Regions from separate parts of the Homo sapiens genome. Here region 2 is linked to region 1. A link is an interaction called in ENCODE POLR2A ChIA-PET data of the cell type or tissue named here. Cell type or tissue: A673. All regions are shown on one strand. Each heading gives the region's core, and the rest is flanking DNA. Links, peaks and the distances in the headings are about the cores only. Region 1 overlaps NRXN2 (neurexin 2). Region 2 overlaps PYGM (glycogen phosphorylase, muscle associated).

Evidence for each region. ChIA-PET counts read pairs that join two places held together with the same protein. Peaks named below come from ENCODE experiments on the same cell type or tissue, not always from the same donor. Only the 100,000 strongest peaks of a DNase experiment are listed, where the experiment ranks them.
Region 2: POLR2A ChIA-PET joins it to region 1 with 10 read pairs; 2 of 35 experiments call an interaction of 5 or more read pairs at or near these places.

Annotation. Positions count from the first base shown.
Region 1 is chr11:64,607,942-64,613,304 of GRCh38, forward strand. NRXN2 (neurexin 2) reads right to left here. Exons shown (of 23, transcript NM_015080.4): 23 at 1-141. Among named protein-coding and RNA genes, the nearest start is that of SLC22A12, 19 kb to the left of the region's middle. In A673, for the core only: no CTCF peak of the experiment used is centred there; no DNase peak of the experiment used is centred there.
Region 2 is chr11:64,746,178-64,751,471 of GRCh38, forward strand. PYGM (glycogen phosphorylase, muscle associated) reads right to left here. Exons shown (of 20, transcript NM_005609.4): 16 at 5,148-5,289; 17 at 4,199-4,406; 18 at 1,047-1,181; 19 at 744-810; 20 at 221-631. The coding sequence ends at 482. Among named protein-coding and RNA genes, the nearest start is that of RASGRP2, 4.7 kb to the left of the region's middle. RefSeq lists a silencer at 1-191. In A673, for the core only: CTCF peaks have their summits at 4,665 (motif pointing right) and 4,885; no DNase peak of the experiment used is centred there; H3K27ac peaks cover 417 bases.

The DNA of each region.
Region 1 (5,363 bases), core at 274-5,273:
GGGGCAGCGTGTCTTGGGTGGCGCCCACTCCCGTGAGGAAGGGGTAGAAGGTAGGGGGCGGGGGCACGAAGGGGGATCGGGTGGCCACGGGAGGGGGGTCTAAGGAGTCCTCCGTGATAATGGGCAATATTAACTCTCCTCCTAGAACAAGAGAGAGAAGAGAAAAGAGAGGGCGTCAGCGAGGGCCAGGGCGCAGGCGGCCGGCACAGAGAGAGAAACAACAGCCTCACACACCCAAATCGGTTCCAATTGGCTTTGGCGGAGACTAGAGCGGGCTGGGCCCGCCCGCCAGCCGGCCGAGCACTGCGCTTTAAGCGGGCAGCGGCTCAGATGCCCTGGGCACCCCACGCACGGGCTCTGTGACTCTCTGGGTTTTGGTCTTTTGTTTGTCTTAAGAAATCAAAAGGAACAGAAAGGAAAGGAAATTGAAAAGAAACAGAAAAAAAAACTCTACTGGTTTAAGGCTTTAAAAACAGATACAACAGCAGCATTTAAACAAACCTAACAACAATATCTTTTAGGGTTTTTTTTCTAGATTTTTCTCTTTTTTTGCTTTTTTTTTTTTTTTTTGCTTTTGTTTTTAAAAAAGAAGATAGCATACCACGGAATTCAGGCAACTTACATCAACAAATAGGCCGTGTGATTTTAGCATGAAGAAAAAAATTACAAACAGAGCTGTGTAAGCGGGTTCTCCCGGAAAAAAAATAAGAAAAAACAACTTTTCCGTACAACGTTTTCTGTCTATCTGTTCGGTATCTCCCTCCCTCACTCTCTGCTCCCTGCGCATCCTGCCTCCTCCTGAACTCTCTCTCCGCCCTCACTTGTCCCTCTCCCCCTCATTCAACACAAAGCTGAACTCTGCACAGGGCAGGCTGGGGCTGAGGGGTGGTTTCCACCACTTGGTGTCAGCATGTCGGGGAGGGAGGAACAGTGGGCAGGAGGGCTTAGAGAGTAGGGACATGACAGGCAGCCATGTAGGGATTGCTACATGGGTGAGAGGTCTTGGGAGGGGACGGCCACGGGAGGGGGCTTGGAAAGCTAATTGCAGGGTGGCCACGGGAGGCGAGACATCGAAAGTGGGAGGTGAGGTGGCCCATGAGGAAGAGTGGGCAGGGAGGAGTTGGATACCACTGGAGCAGGGTCCTGTCCCGTAGGACTCTGGGAGGGGTGGAGAGAAGCCATGTAGAGGCAGGGAGGTAGGGAGGGGCAAGGAAGGAGGGGAGTGGGCAGGGACACATGGTTCCTGAGCTAAGCCTAACTCCCCAACTTTCTCATTCTTCACCCTCCACCTCTGACCCCCACTGACTTCCCCCCTCCCCCTCCCCAGAACCCCCATGGGCCGCCAGGACCTGGCCAGGGCTTGACTGCCTCTGGCCCTCTTATTATAGTTAAAACAATAACAAAACAACGGAAAGAAGAAGAAAGCAAAAAAAGAAAAGAAAATACATACACAGCCATCTGGGAGGGAAGCACCTGCTAAATAGGGCCCATGGGAATGAGAGGGGAGGGCTTTGTGAGGGGAGAATGGGTCTCCCCATCTCTAGGTCTGATAACTGGAGTCCCTTGGGCAGAAACTGCAATTCCCATCAGCCCCCAAAAGGTGAGAACTATAACTCCCATCAGTCCTTGGAGGAGTGTAGAACACAATTCCCATCAGCCACTGAGTCAACAACTGTGACTCCCATCAGCCTCCTGGTCCTCCTCTCAAACCAAAATTGTGCAACCTCCTGGTTTGGGGTAGAAGGGAGCTGGGGCTCAGCTCTAGGTGGCTGGTGGGAGGACTTGCTCCTCTTGCAGGGGCACCTCTGGGCCTGACGAGGGTTGGAGGTTTCCTCTCTGGCTCTCTCTTCAGCACAGCCTAAGCCCTGCCCACATCTGAGTGCCTCTCGCTGGTCTCTGCAGGGTGTGGTCTTCATAGATCACGCCCAGAAGCCCCTCAGCCTCTTGGTGGTAAAGCACCCCAGGGCCTCCACTGCCAGGTCCCGCCTGCCCCACTGCAGCCCCACTGCAGCCAGGCCAGCCACATTCCACCTTCACATCTTGGCGCTCTTCTCCTGCTCCCCACCCACCCACAGCCCTCTGCCTCTGCCCTGAGTTCAAACACTGTTGCCAACCTTCAGATCACAAGCTCCAGCAATGTTACAGAGCTGTCCTTGGCCACGCCAGCCAGCCTGTGGCCAAGACCTTTCCATTGAACTTGAAGGCTTGCTGAGCTCCCCAGGCTGCTCTTCCCACCCGACTCCAATCTCCCCTGGCCAGGGGCTCACCTACACCCTAGATTTTGAAACCCCAGGGCTCCTGGCCCTCCAAAGGCTCAGTCACAGTGAAAAACTTTGAGCTACGAGCAAAGTAGCATGTTTTGTGGAGCTGGGACTATCTGATCCCAGCTCGTTATGGATAAGAATGCTGAGGCCTGGGTGGGCAGGACTTCCCAAGATCACCAGGTGTAGGTGCCCAGCAAGGTGAGTGAGGCCGGGGAAGGGCTAGATCTCATGAGGAGCCCAAGAAAACCTAAGTCATCCTCCCAATGCCTCCAGGAATCTGTTGGGGCTGCTTGACTCTTGGCTTGGATGCTAACTTGGATGACAGAACACCTGTTCTGTCACTGAGTTCCTGTGTGACTGTGGGCAAGTTTCTTCCAGTCTCTAGGCCTCAGTTTCCTCATCTATAAAACTGGGGTATTAGGCTCCAGGCCCAGGATGAGGCCAAGGCTTGGCTCTTGTGGGACCTCTAGCCTTTGGATGAACAAATATGTCTTCCTGTACCCACCTGGGATCCAGACAAGGAAAGCCAGCACCCTGGTCTCCAGGTAAGGGGCAAACTCAGCTGTCAGCTCTCAGGAGGGTTGGCAGCCTCTCGAGCGGTCGTAACCTGGGCCCAATCATGGCAGGGTTCCCCTCCCTGCATGAACCCTGAGTGCCTCTGGGGTCCTTCCTGCTGGTCCATACCACCAGCCCTCTACCTGACCTTTGCCTTCTATTCAGAACACCCTTCCCTGCTGACATCTCAGAGTCTGGCCAAACACCTCCTCTTCCAGGCAGAGGATGCTCCCTGCCTTGAGTGTCTCTGACACCATATCCCAATTCTGTCCTGGAGGCATGGCTTTGTACTCACTGCCAGGGAAGGGCCAACGGCCCGGGTCCTATCTGTCTCCCTAACCTCCAGCAGTGGGCCTGGCACAGAATTGGGGCTCGTTATGCTTTTCCAGGGGAAGGGGAGTAATATTCCTCAGGCATTTCCTCTGAGCCAGGCCAGGCTAGGTATCTAGGGAAGGGAGTGGGCGTCTCTCTCACAGGCCAGAGCAGCTGAGTTCTAAACACCCCACCCCCTCCACCCTCTTAGGCAGCAGGCACTATGGAGAGCTTACCTTGGCAGCAGCCTTTCTCTACAAACCAGCTCCCACCCCAGCTCACCACCTTCCATCTTAGACTGGGCCACCAGCTGCTGCTGGAAACCCCAGCGTCAAGGCTTGGCCTAAGCTGGCTGGTCATAGCTGGGGCCCCAGCAAAGTGCCAGGCCCAGGGCACAGGACCAGACCAGGAGGCCCTTGCTGAGGCCACATCCTGCCCTAGAGGGGCTGACAGGCTGATCAGGGCACAGAGCTTGGCTCTCTACCAACCTGCTGTCCCCAGCCAGGCTAGGGCATGGGGGCTTCAGGCCTTGGACCACAAACAAGTCTTACCCAGCCTAAGCCCCCTACAACCATTTTCCCTAGCTAAGCCCTTGGGACACACAGGCTCCTCGGGTCACCCTTCTGCAGCCTTCCTCTGCCCCCAGACTCCTCCCAGGCCTGCTCACATTGACCTCTTGCCCCTCCAACCCCAGCTGCTTCCTGGTCTCCATATCTGGGTCCCAGCCCTGTCCCCTGCATCTGCAGCTCCTCTGGGGCTTCCCTGGGCCCTTCTCTGCCCAAGGCTTTGACTGTACGATCTCCTGAGGTGTCCTCCCCTCACCCACACCCCCCCACACTGCCATGACTCCCCCTCGGTGCCCCCTTCTCATGGTAGCCTCTGTCTCCCACATGGCTTCCTCTCCGTTTCCTCCCAGTGTCCCACACCCCACTTCCTCTCCACAAGATAAAAGGCTCTGGAGAACCCATGAGAACGCATGAGGACTTCCTTCCCTGGGCTCACTCAACCCGGCCTAGGCTCTGGGGCAATCAAGTCACCTAACGTAGGGTGCTGGGCTTTCCCGGATCACACACCAGTTCAGGAAGGATCAGAAGAGGCTGTCCTGGTGAGGAGTTGGCAGGACCTGGAGGAGGGGAGGACCGGGCTCCTCAAAGACTCCTCCCTGCCAAAAGCCCAACCGCTGCCCGTGCTGCTGGGTTTTGTGGGTGCAGACTCACAATGACTCATGGTCCAGCTCTACACTAAGGATGCATCCTGGAATGGGGTGCTCCTAGGAGCCAGAGGAGTCTGATAGGACCCCAGGCAGCCTCCCGCCTCTCCCCAACTTCAGGCAGCTGCAGCATTTGGAAAATACTCACAGGTGCACACTTAGCACAGATGCCACCCGCCCACCCAACACTCCTCTGCATCCTAAGAAAAACTGAATTTCAGTGCATGTGGGCCCCACTTACTAGAGAATGCCATCCCTGACCAGGGGGACCACCAGCCATTCCTGATCTCCCCTTCCTCCCCAACTCTCCTTCCTCTGGGGACTGCTGGCCCAACAAAGTTAGCCCCCTTCTGCCCTTAGGGCACAGAAGGCCCCTGACTGGAACTACCCAAGAACCCCATTCTCACCCAAGCAAGGTGTGCCCACCCCCAAAGGGGAGTCTAGAATTGAGGTTGAGCATATTCAAGACTAAGCAGTGAGCTGGAGGCCCTGCCCAGGCTGTGAGGGGCAAGAAAGCCACCAGCCTACAGGGCATTTCATGGGGGTTAGAAAACACAGTTCTATGCGGACGTGACCCTGTGGTGCATGATTTCACAAACAGTACCTTCATGCAATATTGGAAAAACCATTCTCTCCTCTCAGTGGACACGGTCCTGTTCTGGTGCTCAGGACACATGGCTGGGCAAGCAGAGCCCTGGGCAGATATCAGCCCCTACTCACCTGTGCGAGCAGAGAGCAACCTGTGCCACTGTGTATGGTGCCCTGAAGGACAGTGCCCCTCGCCACCCACAAGCACCAGTACTGCAAGGGCAGAGGCCAGGGTATTTCAAGGTAAGAAAAAAACGGTACATTGTGGCATATGCACATGCACACACACACACTGAGGATCTGTGTTTCTGTGCCCCAAGCACATGTGTGCATGCATGTATGTGAACCTAGATGGATCTGAGCATGAGCGTGTGCATGTCAGTGAGTGGACCTCTGGCTCTGGCATGTGCCTGCCGGCCACTGAGCCTGGGTCT
Region 2 (5,294 bases), core at 295-5,294, 140 kb after region 1:
GTATGGACACGGCACTGGGAAGAGAGGCGTGGAGGGTGACGCCAGGAAAGGGGCTGGAGAGGCCTAGGCCCCGCCCCCACGGGTCGCCCCCTCCACCTCCCATCACCGTCCCGCCGTGGGACGCACCTGCCGAGGGTGGAGGATAAGGGGGTGACTGCGCGGCTGCTGTTGAGCCCGCCAAGAGCTAAAAATATTTCCCAACAAAGAGGAGTAAGGAGGCTCCCAAGGAGAATGAATTTATTAGGGAGTGGGTGCAGTTGGTCAGACCCCATAAATAGGAGGGGACCGGGAGCCCGAGGACGGAAGGGGGCCCGTGTCCTTAGTCACGCTGGACACTGGGACATTGAGAGTGGGGAAAATGAGGGTTCCAGGAGGGGCTTAGAGATCTAACTCCAGTACCCCACCCTCTGCATGAGGTGCTGGGGCTGGCCCAAGAGAGTGTGACAGACTCAAGGGCTGGTTTGGGGTCTGGTCTGGAGGCTCAGATGGCCTCATCCGGGGCTGGCAGGCGCTGGCGGGAAGGCTCCACACCCCAGATCTCCCGGGCATACTGGGCAATGGTGCGGTCACTGGAGAACTTGCCAGAGGTGGCTATGTTCCGGATCACCATCCGCGTCCACTCTCTTGGGTTCTGCAGGTCAAAGGGAAGCTCTGGTTCACTCTGCTGGCAGGATCTCCACCTTCTGCCTCATCCCAACCAGGGCCACCAAAGCCCTGCCAACCCCTGGCCCAGGACCCCTCACCTTGTACAAGGCGCTGACTTTCTCCTGGCATTTAATGTAGTCTTCATAATCTGCGAAGACTTTAAACCTGGAGGGGAAAGGATAGGCATGTGCTATTCCTTTAGGGGGCTAGGATAAGTTCTATGAGGTCAAGGGCCAAGCCTGCCCTGTCCCAGTGGACAGCCGGGGACCTAGAGGGTCATGCTGCTTCCAAAGGCGCCTGGCTCCAACTACCAGGACCCGCGTCCGGCTTCCCCACCACACACCTGAGCCTCGATCTGCCCTGCGGCCCCACCTGAGTGATTCCCGGGCCAACCAGCTCACCGGTCATGGTGCATGAGCATATTGACAATGTCCTTGAACAGGTCGGGCTGTTTGGGGGAGAAGAAGCCACTGCTCAGCTGCTCAATGACCTGCCGAAGCTCAGGAATGCGATCGTAGTACTCCTGGGCATTGTACCTGCCAGGACAGAGCTGTGGTCAGCTCCCCGGAAAGGGGTTCCTGGCTCCTCTTCCAGAGAAAAGCTGAGAAGTCCCATGCCCCAGGGTCAAAACCCAGGTCCAGCCTGCTGCTCCCCAGGGCTGCCACATCGCCCCTGCAGGGCCTCCCTGCAACTCCCCTTCTCTGCTCAGCTTTTCATCCCTCCTTTGTGAATGAAGAAACTGAGGCCCGGAGGATACAGAAAGCTAAGTGTTAGAGCCAAGGCCCCCAAACAAGCTCTTTTCTCCCACACGCCACTGCTGTCTCTTAACCAGTTTGTTTGCTCCAAAATGGCTTTTCTCCTCCAGTAGCCCAAGTCCATATCCGGCCTTGCCCTGGGGCAGCAAGAGCAGCTAACAGGTACAACCCTTCAACTGGGCCAGGCATGGTGGCTCACGCCTGTAATCCCAGCACTTTGGGAGGCCGAGGTGGGCGGATCATCTGAGGAGGTCAGGAGTTCAAGACCAACCTGGCCAACATGGTGAAACCCAGTCTCTACAAAAATACAAAAAGTAGCCGGGCATGGTGTCGTGTGCCTGTAATCCCAGCTCCTCGGGAGGCTGAGGTGGAAGAATCACTTGAACCCGGGAGGCGGAGGTTGCAGTGAACCGAGATCATGCCATTGCACTCCAGCCTGGGCAACAGAGCAAGACTCCATCTCAAAAAAAAAAAAAAAGATAACCCTTCAGCTGACCCTCAGCGCCCCCACCACGGCTCAAAGCGCTCCACAGGCCAGTCTCAAAACCTAACCGTTCCAACCAGAAACCAGCGCTCCCCACAAAATCTCTAATCCCTCGTGCGACTCTCTAGTCCCTTGTGCGACTCTCAGGCAACTCTCCCTGCATTATGGTGTCAGCCCCCACAGTGGTCCCCCACCTGCCCCCTCCAGCACTGTCTCCATCCTGCAGCCAGAGGGTTCTTCCAGGCCTCGTTCTGAGCATGCGGGACCATGCTCACAACATCTCACAGCTCCCTCCTGCCCATGGGACAGCCAGCTTTCTAGTGAAGCCTCACAGGAGACACTTCTTTCAGTGTTTAATGCCAACTCTGGGAAGCTGTTGTGGGAGTGTAAACTGGGAGAAACTTTCTGGAAAGCAGTTTGGCAATCTGTATCAAGAGCCTTAAGAACTCATACTTTTTAACTCAGAAATATCACCCTTCTGATAATTATCTTAAGGAAATCATCAGATGTGGACGTAGACATTAAAAGGTTGCTCATCACAGTAATATTTAACAAACCGGAAATTAACCTTAGTGTCCAGCCACATGGAATTGATTAAATAAGTTGTGACATGCTCATAGGATGGAATGTTATACAAACATTTAAAATATTTTTGAAGACTAATAACATGGAAAATCTCTCTCCAATGCTAAGATATCAGGATTCAAGCAGGGCGCGGTGGCTCACGCCTGTAAACCCAGCACTTTGGGAGGCCGAGGCGGGTGGATTACTTGAGGTCAGGAGTTCAAGACCAGCCTGGCCAACATGATGAAACCCCATCTCTACAAAAATACAAAAATTACCTGGGCGTGATGGTGGGTGCCTGTAATCCCAGCTACTCGGGAGGCTGAGGTGAGAGAATCACTTGAACCTGGGAGGCGGAGGTTGCAGTGAGCCAAAATCATGCCATTGCACTCCAGCCTAGGTGACAGAGTGACTCTGTCTCAAAAACATAAAAATAAATAGGCCAGGCGCAGTGGCTCACCCCTGTAAGCCCAGCACTTGGGAGGCCGAGGAGGGTGGATCACCTGAGGTCAGGAGATAGAGACCATCCTGGCCAAAATGATGAAACCCCGTCTCTACTAAAAATACAAAAATTAGCTGGGCGTGGTGGTGGGTATCTGTAATCCCAGCTACTCAGGAGGCTGAGGCAGGAGAATCGCTTGTACCCGGGCGGTGGAGGTTGCGGTGAGCCAAGATCGTGCCATTGCACTGCGGCCTGGGTGACAGAGCAAGACTCCATCTCAAAACAAAACAAAAGGCCGGGCGCAGTGGCTCACGCCTGTAATCCCAGCACTTTGGGAGGCCGAGGCAGGCAGATCACGAGGTCAGCAGATCGAGACCATCCTGGCTAACATGGTGAAACCCCGTCTCTACTAAAAATGCAAAAAATTAGCCAGGCGTGGCAGCAGGTGCCTGTAGTCCCAGCTACTCGGGAGGTAGAGGCAGGAGAATGGTGTGAACCCAGGAGGCGGAGCTTGCAGTGAGCCAAGATCGCGCCACTGCACTCCAGCCTGGGTGACAGAGCGAGACTCCGTCTCAAAAAAAAAAATACATTAAAATAAAATAAAATAAAATTTTTTAATGTAATGCCAGGATAATGTCTTCTCTGAAGAACTGTTTCTGACCATAGGCCCCTTGTAACTACTGTGCCCATATTTCCCTTTTGCCCATGGCTTTCAGGGAGCAAGGATTTTTTTTTTTTTTTTTGAGGCAGAGTCTCACTCTGTTACCCAGGCTGGAGCGCAGTGGCGCGATCTCGGCTCACTGCAAGCTCCGCCTCCTGGATTCACACCATTCTCCTGCCTCAGCCTCCCGATCAGCTGGGACTACAGGCGCCTGCCAACACGCCCGGCTAATTTTTTGTATTTTTAGTAGAGATGGGGTTTCACCGTGTTAGCCAGGATGGTCTGGATCTCTTGACCTTGTGATCCGCCCGCCTTGGCCTCCCAAAGTGCTGGGATTACAGGTGTGAGCCACCGCACCCGGCGTAGAGCAAGGATTTTTTTACTTCCATTTCCCAAACAATATTATCTCTTAGGGTTGATATAATATTCTCTTCCTTTTCCTTCAGTTCTATATTACTTCTTTCTTTTCCAATTTCATTAACCTTATTTGCTGTAAGCGCCCTCTAAAGTTTCCCAGAATCCTGCTGGCCATGACCAAGACCTTGCTGGGCCTGGACCAGTCTTTCCAGACGTGCCGCTTGCTCCCAGCACCACTCTCCAGCAGCCACACCTGGGTGTCTTTTGCCCGTGAACCCTGACCCCCATACCCTCTTTGGTCAAGCTTATCCACATCCTCCACCCGCATGCCAAAGATGAAGAAGTTTTCCTCTCCCGCCTCTTCTGCCATCTCCACATTGGCCCCGTCCATGGTGCCAATGGTCAGAGCCCCGTTGAGCATGAACTTCATGTTGCCGGTGCCTGAGGCTTCAGTGCCCGCAGTGGAGATCTGCTCAGAGAGGTCTGCAGCTGGGATCACTGTGGGGTGGCAGCAGGGGGACAAGTCAACTCAGGGAAGACCCTCACACCAGCTGGGGACTCTCAGATTAGGCTGGCCCCAGGCATAGCTGGACTCAGAGTCGCCCCACCCCAAACTCCCAGTCTTCACCAGCCAAGCCTCCCTCTCACACCGCACCCCCACTGCCCTCTACCTCTTGTTGATTCTTGACCATCTAGGTCCAACCTGGATTTCCCCACCTCTGTTGCAGATTTGAAGGTAATTTCACCCTGTACTGCCTGAAATTCCACCATTAGAGGGCATCCTCATGGGGTTTTTGCTTTGTTTTGTTTCCTCTTGTTTTTTGAGACGGAGTTTTGCTTTTGTTGCCCAGGCTGAAGTGCAATGGCGTGATCTCGGCTCACTGCAACCTCCGCCTCCCAGGTTCAAGTGATTCTCCTGCTTCAGCCTCCCAAGTAGCTGGGATTATAGGCACCTGCCATCACGCCCAGCTAATTTTTGTATTTTTAGTAGAGACGGGGTTTCACCATGTTGGCCAGGCTGGTCTCGAACTCCTGACCTCAGGTGATCCACCCACCTTGGCCTCCCAAAGTGCTGGGATTACAGGCATGGGCCACTGCGCCTGGCCTCCTCATGGTTTAAGCATTGCCCTCTCCAGATTCTTCTTTCAAGTACAAGTATCCCAGGAAGAGACGACTGATACCTCTTCCTGAGACTGAACTAGTCAGAGCCTCCCTAGGGTCCCTGTTGGCAGCACCCACCTTTCTCGGCCAGTGAGACTCGGTAGTTCTCCAGGAAGATGACACGGAGGCGGTCACCCACTGCCGGGTCATGGTTGACCACATCCCCGATGGCTGTGACGAGTCTGATGATCATCTTGGCCATGTGGTACCCAGGTGCAGCCTGAG